Linked DNA regions of Homo sapiens: region 1 is linked to region 2. Evidence: chromatin contacts called from ENCODE Hi-C or POLR2A ChIA-PET data. All regions are on one chromosome and are shown on one strand. The core of a region is the stretch at or near the end of the contact, and the rest is flanking DNA. Distances in the headings are between cores, read along the strand shown. Region 1 overlaps LINC02520 (long intergenic non-protein coding RNA 2520). Region 2 holds the start of BTBD9 (BTB domain containing 9).

Evidence for each region. Hi-C counts contacts between places; a loop is a spot of excess contacts on that map. ChIA-PET counts read pairs that join two places held with the same protein, here RNA polymerase II (POLR2A). Pooled maps may share reads with other maps.
Region 1: a pooled map shows a loop between it and region 2 (5-fold over the local background). The contact joins the enhancer-like site here to the promoter of BTBD9 in region 2. A Hi-C loop is called at or near these places in 5 of 50 pooled maps. POLR2A ChIA-PET finds 5 or more read pairs at or near these places in 2 of 52 experiments (CD4-positive, alpha-beta T cell and T-cell).

What each region holds. Positions count from the first base shown.
Region 1 is chr6:37,513,840-37,518,552 of GRCh38, reverse strand. All of the region lies in intron 1 of LINC02520 (long intergenic non-protein coding RNA 2520), which reads right to left. Among named protein-coding and RNA genes, the nearest start is that of LINC02520, 8.8 kb to the right of the region's middle. RefSeq lists enhancers at 1,269-1,648, 1,739-1,788, 1,661-2,445, 2,446-3,230, 4,501-4,713. Within about 2 kb of position 1,857, at least 20 of the 41 ENCODE cell types and tissues checked have a DNase peak (open chromatin) inside an H3K27ac peak, as active enhancers do; they include CD4-positive, alpha-beta T cell, where a contact is called at or near this core.
Region 2 is chr6:38,638,569-38,643,438 of GRCh38, reverse strand. BTBD9 (BTB domain containing 9) reads left to right here and starts at 3,510. Exons shown (of 11, transcript NM_001099272.2): 1 at 3,510-3,639. LOC105375044 (a long non-coding RNA gene) reads right to left here and starts at 3,044. Exons shown (of 3, transcript XR_926767.4): 1 at 2,955-3,044. RefSeq lists enhancers at 3,168-3,247, 3,048-3,548 and a silencer at 3,648-3,847.

The DNA of each region.
Region 1 (4,713 bases), core at 608-3,107, 1.1 Mb after region 2:
GAGGACTTGGAACTATACTGGGTGCTTCATATTTTAAGTGTGTAACACGCATTAGCTGGCTTACCCTCACGACCCTCCGAGCTAAGTGCAGTACTATCATAGCCTCCTTACACAGATACAGAAACCAGGCACAGGGAGATTAGGCTGCTTGCTCAAGGATGCACGGCAGTGCCCAGCAGGGCTAGGAGTGGAGCCTGGGCAGTGGGACTCCTCAGCCTGCATGCTCCACTCTCACAAGGCAGCGGGGTTTGAGGGCACCCACCGCCCCTTCCCTCTCCTGACCTGAGCACCCATGTCCACACCCAGCATCCTCCAAGGCCTCCTGTTCATCCATGCTGGCTTGTAGACCTATCAGGAGGTTTTAATATTGGACATGGAGGGAAAGGGAAACATAACAGCACCAGGGAGGCCCAGGGAAGTCCAGAGCAGCCAAAGAGAAAGGCGGATCTGAAAAGGGAAGCCTTGGGTTTACTCAGACATGGCCCTCTTTTCATTTCAGGGATGAGAGTTCCGTCAGGAAGCATCACATCACCCATCTTACATGTGTGATAAGGAGGTAGCAACTAATTATATACTAATGTGTTTCTTACATTGTCTCGTCTATAACCCTCACATCAGTCCTATGAGGCTGACAAGCTGACTCTCACTTTATGGATGAGATGAAGCACAGAAAGGGTAAGTAACTTGCCTGAGATTGCCCAGCTCATAAATGAGGGAGCCAGGATTCACGCCAGGTCTGCCTCATGCCAAGTCCACATTCATAGCCACCTCGCTCTTACAAGTCCTCAGGCAAGGCTCTTTCTACATCCGTGACAGAATTCTGTTCTGACACTGCGGCCTCCTCTCGCTTCTCCTCCCCTCCCCTCCATCCTGCTGCCACAATCTGTAGTCAGCATATGCCTCAGAAAGGCGACAAAGCCACAGACGTGTCCTCAGAGGTTTTTAAAAAAAATGTAGCATTATTATGCAAGAGCTGAGAGAATTGTTGCTAGAAACACCCCTCGCCTTACTTAATCCTGGCACGTTGGAAAACCCATCCGAAGACATGAATCTGAGCCTCTGGGGCACCGAAGACCTTGGACTGGTTTTCTCCTCCATCCCCTGCCTCTGGAAGGAGGCCTCTTAAATACGATCTGAGACAGAGAAGGGCCTCTCCTGAGAAGACATCTGTTACCCTTGCTCTATAGGGAGAGGCCCAAACCAGGAGTGCCCAGTTGCACAACTCCAGGGGCGCCATTCCCACACGGTACCGCGTGCCTGTGTCCTGCAGCTGCTGCAGGCAGCCTCCCTCCTCCCCGACTGCCCTCAGTCTCTCCAGTGCCCCATGGCCCAGTCCATCCTCCGGGAGTTTTGCACTGTCTCTAGGTCTGCCCGCTGCAGGCCTTGTGGCATCTTAAGCTCAAACCTGAGTCTGACGGATGGCTGGATGCTGGGCGGCACAGCGCGTCTGGAGTCCTTCCCGGGAGAAGCCCCAAGTACAGCCCAGTAAATCAATAAACAAATTAATAAGCAAATACTGCTGTCTGCTGAGCTGAACTAGGACTCCCGGGTGAACAGATTTAAAAATCAACAACAGACGGCCACAGGGCATGCCTGGACCGGGCACCATACCTTCGTGGAATTTTCAGAGGCTCCATCCCCCAGCCCATCACTCTCAGGACTAGAAACACGGTGGTGCGGGGGTGGGGGGACTCCTGATTTGGGGCTGGCAGGGAGCAGCACGGGACAGGCTGTTGTCTGGGAAAACCCCCCCGCCAGCTTCGACTCTCCCTCACTTGCTCTAGTCTGCTGCTTCCTGCCAAGAGGAGGGCTTGGTGCACTGCTGGCAGGACCTTTGATCTGGGTACCACAGATCATGATGTGACCAAGGAGCCTCAGTCACGTGGGGCACCAGTTAAGGGGGTTGGCCCTTCCTAGCTGACTCCCAGCCACACTGCAGCAGCTTCTGTTCACTTCTCAGCGGGCTGCAGAGGCAGGGAGGGGGAGGCCAGGTGGCACAGGACTGACCCCAGTGGATGCCACCTCATCACCCTGTTGGTGAGAGAGCAGGCAAGCAGGGCACATGGGCCTGGGGAAGACCACAAGGCCAGGTCCTCCAGGCAGGGAGGCTCTGGCAGAAACCTCTGTGCCAACCCCCTCCTTCCTGTCCCCGAATGCAGAGGCCTGCCCCTCCCCGCCCCAGTGCCCAGGAGGCCAGGGTCAGGAAGCAAACAGAAATGCCTGCATGCCTGCAAATAGACTCCAACCGATCTCAGGAGAATTTCCAGCCAGCAGGCCTGTGGCGCCCTTTGCTGAAAGGGCCTTCTGAATGCCCGAGTCTTCTCTTTTGTGCTCACAAATGCCACCCAATCGCAGCGGCCGCGAAGCTGCATAAATAAGGCAGAGAGAGTGTCTGCCTGGGGCGCTGGCCTCTGGGCTGCCTGCCAGGGCTGTCAGGCCGCCCAGACTTCAATACCAACAGACTTAAGGGACAAGAAAACAGCTCAGGTAAAGGCTTGGAAGCTCAGGAGGGAAGTGACCTGTCTTGTGAGGCGACGGAGATCAGTCTGCTCAGGGCCTTCTGATGCTAGGCTGTCGCTAGGCCCATGACCCGCAGGCTCTCCCCCACCGGGTGGGCACGAATGGTGCCCAGCAGCTGGGGAAGCAGGCCTCTCAAGCGTCACCCTGCTGCATCCCATATCTCATGCTGCTGATGAGCCAGGGTCCACACTTTCTTTTCCAGCCCACAGGGAGGGGGCTCATCAGGCTGCTAGAGCTCTCAGCAAACACTGCAGAAAGAAGGGAGGATGCTGCCGGGCATGGTGGCTCACGCCTGTAATCCCAGCACTGTGAGAGGCCAAGGCAGGCAGAACACTTGAGCCCAGGAGTTCGAGACCAGTCTGGTCAACAAGGCAAAACCCCGTCTCTACTAAAAATACAAAAATTAGCCGGGCTTGGTGGTGTGCACTATAGTCCCAGCTACCCGGGAGGCTGAGGCAGGAGAATTGCTTGAACCTGGGAGGCAGAGGTTGCAGTGAGCTGAGATCGTGCCATGGCACTCTAGCCTGGGCAACAGAGTGAGACTCTATCTCAAAAAAAAAAAAAAAAAAAAAAGCAAGGGAAGATGCCAGCCAGCCCCAAACACCCCAGGACGCTTGGAGAATTCTGGCCATGAAACTCACCTGCTGGGAAACTCTGGTGACCCACTAGGCCCACAGAACATTGTCAAGACCTTTGAGAACATTCTAACGTTCCTCCACAGAGTCTAGCAGTCATTGGTATATGCTGTGTCCCAAAGCACCTTTGAGGAAGGTGTCAGGTGGTGACACTGAGGAAGACAGATATGGTTCCTGCCTTCCCGGAGTTGCAGTGAGGGAATCCGGGCTCTCAGATTCACAAGGCGGAGTGTGGTTTTGCTGGGCCTGGAAGGCTATGGTGCATCTCATGGGCTGGGGCAGCAACTCATTGCAGGTGGTGGGGAGGGAGAGAGAGAAGGAAGCCAGCCTGCTGGGGGTTGTCTGGGCAAACAGAAACCTCTCCCTCTCCCGCCTCCAGGCTGGCCGGGAGAAAGGCGCAGCCCCAGGCCCTGAGTCTGCCTCCCAGGCTGCCTGCCCTAGGGCACTGCTCATTAATTACCACAGTGCCGCCAAGATAGCCCTGGCCTGGACTCAGTCCCACACCAATTGCCATGTGAGAGGAAAAGAACTGGAATTTGGGGAAAATGACAGAGAAAAAAGAGATCGGCTTCAAGGGAACAGGCCCTGAGTGTAACTTTCTTTCTGGCCCTGGGGAAGACAAGAAGCTGCACAATGTGGATTGGAGCACAGGTCCTGGGGCAAGTCCTGGCTCTCCTCTACATGCTGTGTGGCTTTGGGTGAGTCACTTGACCTCTCTGTGCTTCAGTGTCCTTGTTTGTAAAATGAAAGTAAAGACAATACCAGTGTTCACAAGGCTGTTGTGAGGATTAAATGAGTGAATGCATATTCAGTGCTTAGAGCTGCTCCCAGCACATACGAAGAGCTATATACGTGTGACTCATGATTACTCTCAGCGAACAAGGTGGCTGGGCCTCCCCAGGGAGGCAGGCACTCTGGGCTGGACCACTTCAGCCTTGTAGGGATGGGCTAAGAGGAGTGAGAAGAAAAGACAGTGAGGGAGGTAGCCCTGGAGCTACAGGCAGCCCCACCTCCTGGATGAACAATGGAAGAAAAGGGAACCCACTGGTCCCAGATCGGTGTGCAGTGTGACACGGCCACATGCACCTTTTACATGTGTATACACTCATATAATCACCATGCAGATCAAGATAATGTTCCCATCACCCCAGAGTGCTCCTTCAGGGCACTGGCCTTTGAACATGGTGTTCCTCAAAGCAGGAAAAATACACCCCCACGGGGCATGAAAGAATCTATTGGGGGCAGAAGAAATGGAATAGAACTTCCACTTCTATCTATTTTACCACATGCTTTTCAACGCCCCTTTTTCTGTATACTTTATAATGCACATATTAGCACAATTGCACATTTAGAATTTACTAATAAATAAGTGTACATTTGCTAGGGATACACGCTGAGTATCTCCTGCTTACCCTTGGTTCTTCACCTCCTCCACCCTGCTCTGAGGCTGCCCTGCGTGGTCCCCATCACTCGGGCTCCCTGCCCGCAGGTGTCAGGTAGGATTTGGCTAAGGGGAGGCTCGGGAGATCAGAGGACACTGGCAAAGTGCAGTTGGGGA
Region 2 (4,870 bases), core at 2,261-4,760:
CTTGACCTCAGGTGATCTACCCGCCTCGGCCTCCCAAAGTGCTAGGATTACAGGCATAAGCCACCGCGCCTGGCCTTACTTTTTTTTCTTTTTTTTTTTTTAAAGAACTATGACAGCTAGTTACATACTTAGTATTTCTCTCTCTCTCTCCAAATTGTGAGTTCCTTGAAAACTGTGTTATAGCCATAGTATCTAGGACAGAAGCTGGCATGAAATATACTGATTCTTAGTGGTTGGAAAATGGTCTGAGAAGGATTTGAAGTGTGCTGTTATAAGCAAGTGAGTCTGATATGAAATTGGGGTGATTGAGCCCGGGGGTTGAGGCTGCAGTGAGCCAAGATTGTACCACTGCACTCCACACTGGGCAACAGAGCAAGATGCTGTCTCAAAAATAAAAAATAAAAATAAATAAAAGTATTGAATCAGATATGACAAAAAATAAAAAAATAAAACTGGGGGGATTATCTAGGAATTAATGAGAAAATCATAGACTCAGCTTGATCTCATCCTTTGCCAGATGCGAAAACCAAAGCCTGGAGTAGTTGAGGGATTTGTTCAAAGTTATCTAGCTAGTTAATGGCCAGAATCAAGACTAGAATCTCAAAACTCCCATCAAACTAGTCTAGAGGCCAATCCACTATATTGATCTGCCTTTCAGATCTCAGTGATTTGGTATCTATCTCCACTATCCCACTGAAGTTTGCTATTGTTGGTTACCAATCACTTTTCTGTTGCTAAATCCAGTGAATGCTTTCCAGTTCTTGATATACTTGGCCTTTTTGTGGTCTCTGACTCTGTTGACCCCTCTCCATCTTGCTTGCTTGGCTTCAGAGGCATTAGGCTCACCTAGTTCTCCTTTTCTCTCTCTGGCCATTCTTCCTCAGACTTCTTTTTGGGCTTCTGATCATCTGCACCTCCTTTTAAAGTTAGTGCTCTCCAGGGGCCCTATCCTTGCCTCTCCTTATTATGTCTTCTGTATTTTCTCCCTGATTGATCTCATCCATGCCTCGGGCTTAAATTACCAATTATTAATTTATTTCTTCCAAATCTATTTTAACTCAACCTCTTTCCTCATTCATAGACCTGTACAGTTTGAGTGTTTATTGGACATTTTTCTCTAGATGTGGAGGTTCCATCAGGTCACAGTCATATTGCTATAGTCTCTGAGGGGACCTACTGAATTGTACCCTTCTTTTCCAGGTAATGGAGAAAGCTGCAGGAAACCAACTATTATCTTTATTACTGACTGTATCAGTTTCCTATTGCTGTTGTAACAAGTTAGCACAAACTTGGTACCTTAAAACATACAAGTTTCTTATCTCGCAGTTCTAGAAGTCAGAAGTCCTAAAATCAAGGTGTTGGCAGGGCTGTGTTCTTAGGGTGCTAGAGAAGAATCCATTTCCTTGCCTTCTCCCGCATCTACAATTTGCTTGCGTTTCTTGGGTCCATCTTCAAAGCCAACAGTATAGCATCTTCAAATCTCTGTCTGACCTCTGCTTCCATCATCACATCTCCTTCTCTGACTCTGACCCTCCTGCCTCCAGCCCAGTCAGACAATCCAGGATAATCTCCCTAGATACATCATTTAATCATATCTGCAAAGTCCCTTTTGCCACATAATATAACATATTCATGGGTTCTGAGTATTAGGGTGTGGTCATCCTTTTTTTTTTGGTTGGGGGGGATCATTATTCTGTGTAACACAGCTGACAAAGCTGGTATTAAATATTATCTGTGGACAGACAGCTTCCTAATGCCAAACTCTGGAATTAAATACATATACTCTCTTTGTAGCCCTGGACTAGGCACCCTTGTCCCTACCCACAGGCCCTGCTCCAGAAGAAACGGAAAAGAACACCAGGACAGTTCCCTGAAGATAGTTATCTTTTAAGAGAAAAAGAATGGGATAGATGCCACATGTCCAGTTTCTCCCATTTAAGTTCACCAATCAGGAAGTCACTCCTCTAGGCAAGAGTGAGTTGCAGACAGGTATAAGAGAAACCAGGAGAGTATTACACTAATGGATATCATTCCATATGGAAGAAAGACATTGTGAATGGAGAGTAAATGTTTCCCTAACAAACATATCCATATTTGAACTCATCATCATACTCCACATATCTGGTCATCCTCCTAAGAAATGTCACCATCACTATCTATAATAGTAACTTAGACACTTGTGGATAATCAAGACTCATGTAGCTTGCCATCTTGCTAAATGTTACCACTGTCTACCTCAGCACTCATGCTAGAAACCTGGCCTACTCATTTATCCGCACTCAGTGCTGTGAATTCTACCACCTTAATGGCGCTAACATCTATCCCCTCCTCTATTCCCACTGCCAATGCCTTGTTTAATGTTCTTATCACTTGTCTGGAGTACTGCAATGGCCTAAAAATGGGTCTCCCTGCCCCAAGCCTTGCTTTTCCTGACCATTTTCACTTTCTACTTTTACTCATGAAGCTTCCTTTGCCCGGAATTAAGTCCTTCCCAATTTGTCTCCTCCAACAACTGCAAGGGCGGTCCCCTAGCTTGCTCCAGCGTCGGGGATAACTGACTTTCCTACACCAGCTACAGTCAGACCTGCACCCGGATTTCTAGGACTCTTATCTATGTAGATAGATAAATACATTTTTTTGAGACAGTGTCTTGCTCTCACTGCAGAGGCTGGAGTGCAGCGGCGCGATCACGGTTCACTGCAATCTTGAACTCCCCAGGTTCAAGCGATCCTCCCACCTCAGCCCCCCGAGCATTTGTGACTACAGGCGCGCGCCAACATGCCCATTTAGTTTTTGTCTTTTTTGTAGAGACGGGGTTTCACTATGTTACCCAGGCTGGTGTCGAACTCCTGAGCTCAAGCGATCCGCCCACCTCGGCCTCCCAAAGTGCTGGGATTACAGGCTTGAGCCACCAAGTCAAATGGGCTTTATACTTACAAAGTACCTTTGCATACCTTATTTCATTTTCACCTCACAATTCTCCAGCGTAGGCTGGACCGGTATTATTATGCCCATTTACTGAGAGAGGAAACTGAGAGTCAAGGCTGGGCCAGTCACACCCTGCTGCGAAATTAACGAGCATCACTTAGCAGCCTCGACATTAACCGCGCTCGCGCTCTCATCCCTTTCTGGTCCTACTCCTTGGAGAACCTTCCTGCACCTCCAAGAACTTGCCGATCGGGTCTGCGGCGGTCTGGACGAGGTCACTCCACAGGCGCCCAGGACCTTCTCATCCGTAGTGACGTGCGCCGGTGACGCCATACAGTGACGTGTGGTGACTCGACTTACCCGGAGCCAGGTGCCGGCAGGGCAGCCACACCCTGGGGCCCCCTGTTCTGGAGGGGCAGAGGGTCGGGCCGATGCGAAAAAGCCGCGGAAGCTGCCTTAGGCGACTTTCTGGGCCTGCATCGCCGGACCCAGCAGCCCGCTGTCGATCGGTTGCTAAGTGACGCCAGCGCGCAGTGGCGCGTGCGCGGCCACGGCGGAGTGCGTGAAAGCGGACGCGCGCCGCAGCAGCCGGGGCGGCGGCGAGGACGGCGGCCACGGAAGCGGCCAAGGGGGCGGTGGCGCAGAGAGGGGTGCGGAGCGGGCGGAAGAGGCGTCTGTGTCGCAGCTTGGTCTCAGAGGAGCATCGCTGGGGTGAGTAGCCGGGTCCTTGCAGGGGAGGTGGGGCCTGGCCGCACCTGCGGCGCGGGGACGCGCGCCCCCGCCGTATCCGCGCGCACCGCCCCCCGCCCCTCCGCCGCTTTTTCCGGGGGCGGGGGAGGAGCTGGGACGGGGCCTGACGAGGGTCATTTCTTGGGCCCGGGTGCTCTGGGAGAGCGGTAGCCGTCCCGTTCGCAGTCCACGAAGGTGTAGTGGGAAGTAGACGTTTCGGGGATTCGGGGTGGCTCTACCAGCCTCCCAAAGAGAGGAGTTCGAATCAGGGGCAGCCCAGGTTCCCTAGCAGTCTCGTATCCTGTCTGAGACGACGTTGCCTGGGACTGAGGAGGCGAAACCCGGGACCCCGGGGTGGGGGTTTGGAAAGTTTGGGACTGCTGGGGCCCTCATCTCCCCTGCCCTGGCCAGCCTCTGAGTAGGAGCTGGTTGTTATGGAGAGAGTTGTGAATCAGTGCCTGCGTGCGGCATCAGACACACCCACGACCTTGGGAGGGCGACCTGTCAGTATAGATCCGGGGCAGCCAACCTGTTGCCTAGAGTTTCTAACTTCACATGTATGTGCATGTGTTTCCTTGGCGTTTTAGTACATTGTTGTTACAGATTTTGAGACCAAGGTGCTGATAGGCATCCTCATTTCTTACTTCCTCATAGACTTAGTTATCTTGCTATATTTCCCAGAACCGTGTTGTGCTTTTGTCATTAGTAGATCCAAGGAAGTATGGAAGCATGTTTTGTTTGTTTTTCCTAAAGGCAGTACAGGCTGCTATTTTCTGGGCAGAAAATACGGATTCTGTTCACTGTGTGGGCGGAAAGTGTTGATGATGGGAGAACCCAGCATGTAAAGGTGTAGCTCATCCTCAGCCCTGTGCTGTCTTCTCAGTGCTCTGGACTCTATCATGGGTAGATGTATAGGGGTTGTGGTTACCATACTTGGGAGCGAGGAATATTGGAGACAGGGAAGAAGCCAGTCTTTTCTTTCTGTTGATTAAGGCAATTTGTAGAACCAGTGAAAAGATAGGCTGTACTGAAATCTAATGTTTTGTGTAAGAGGATAGAGGAAAATAAGTTCAAGGTTCTCATTTAGGTCTAAAATTCTATGATTCTGTTTCATAACTGAGAATCTGTAAAGTATGTTACCTCTTGGAACCAGTAATAACCTTGCTTTGTAACACTTATTAGATTACTCGGAATTCAAAGTGTCTTCCTCCCT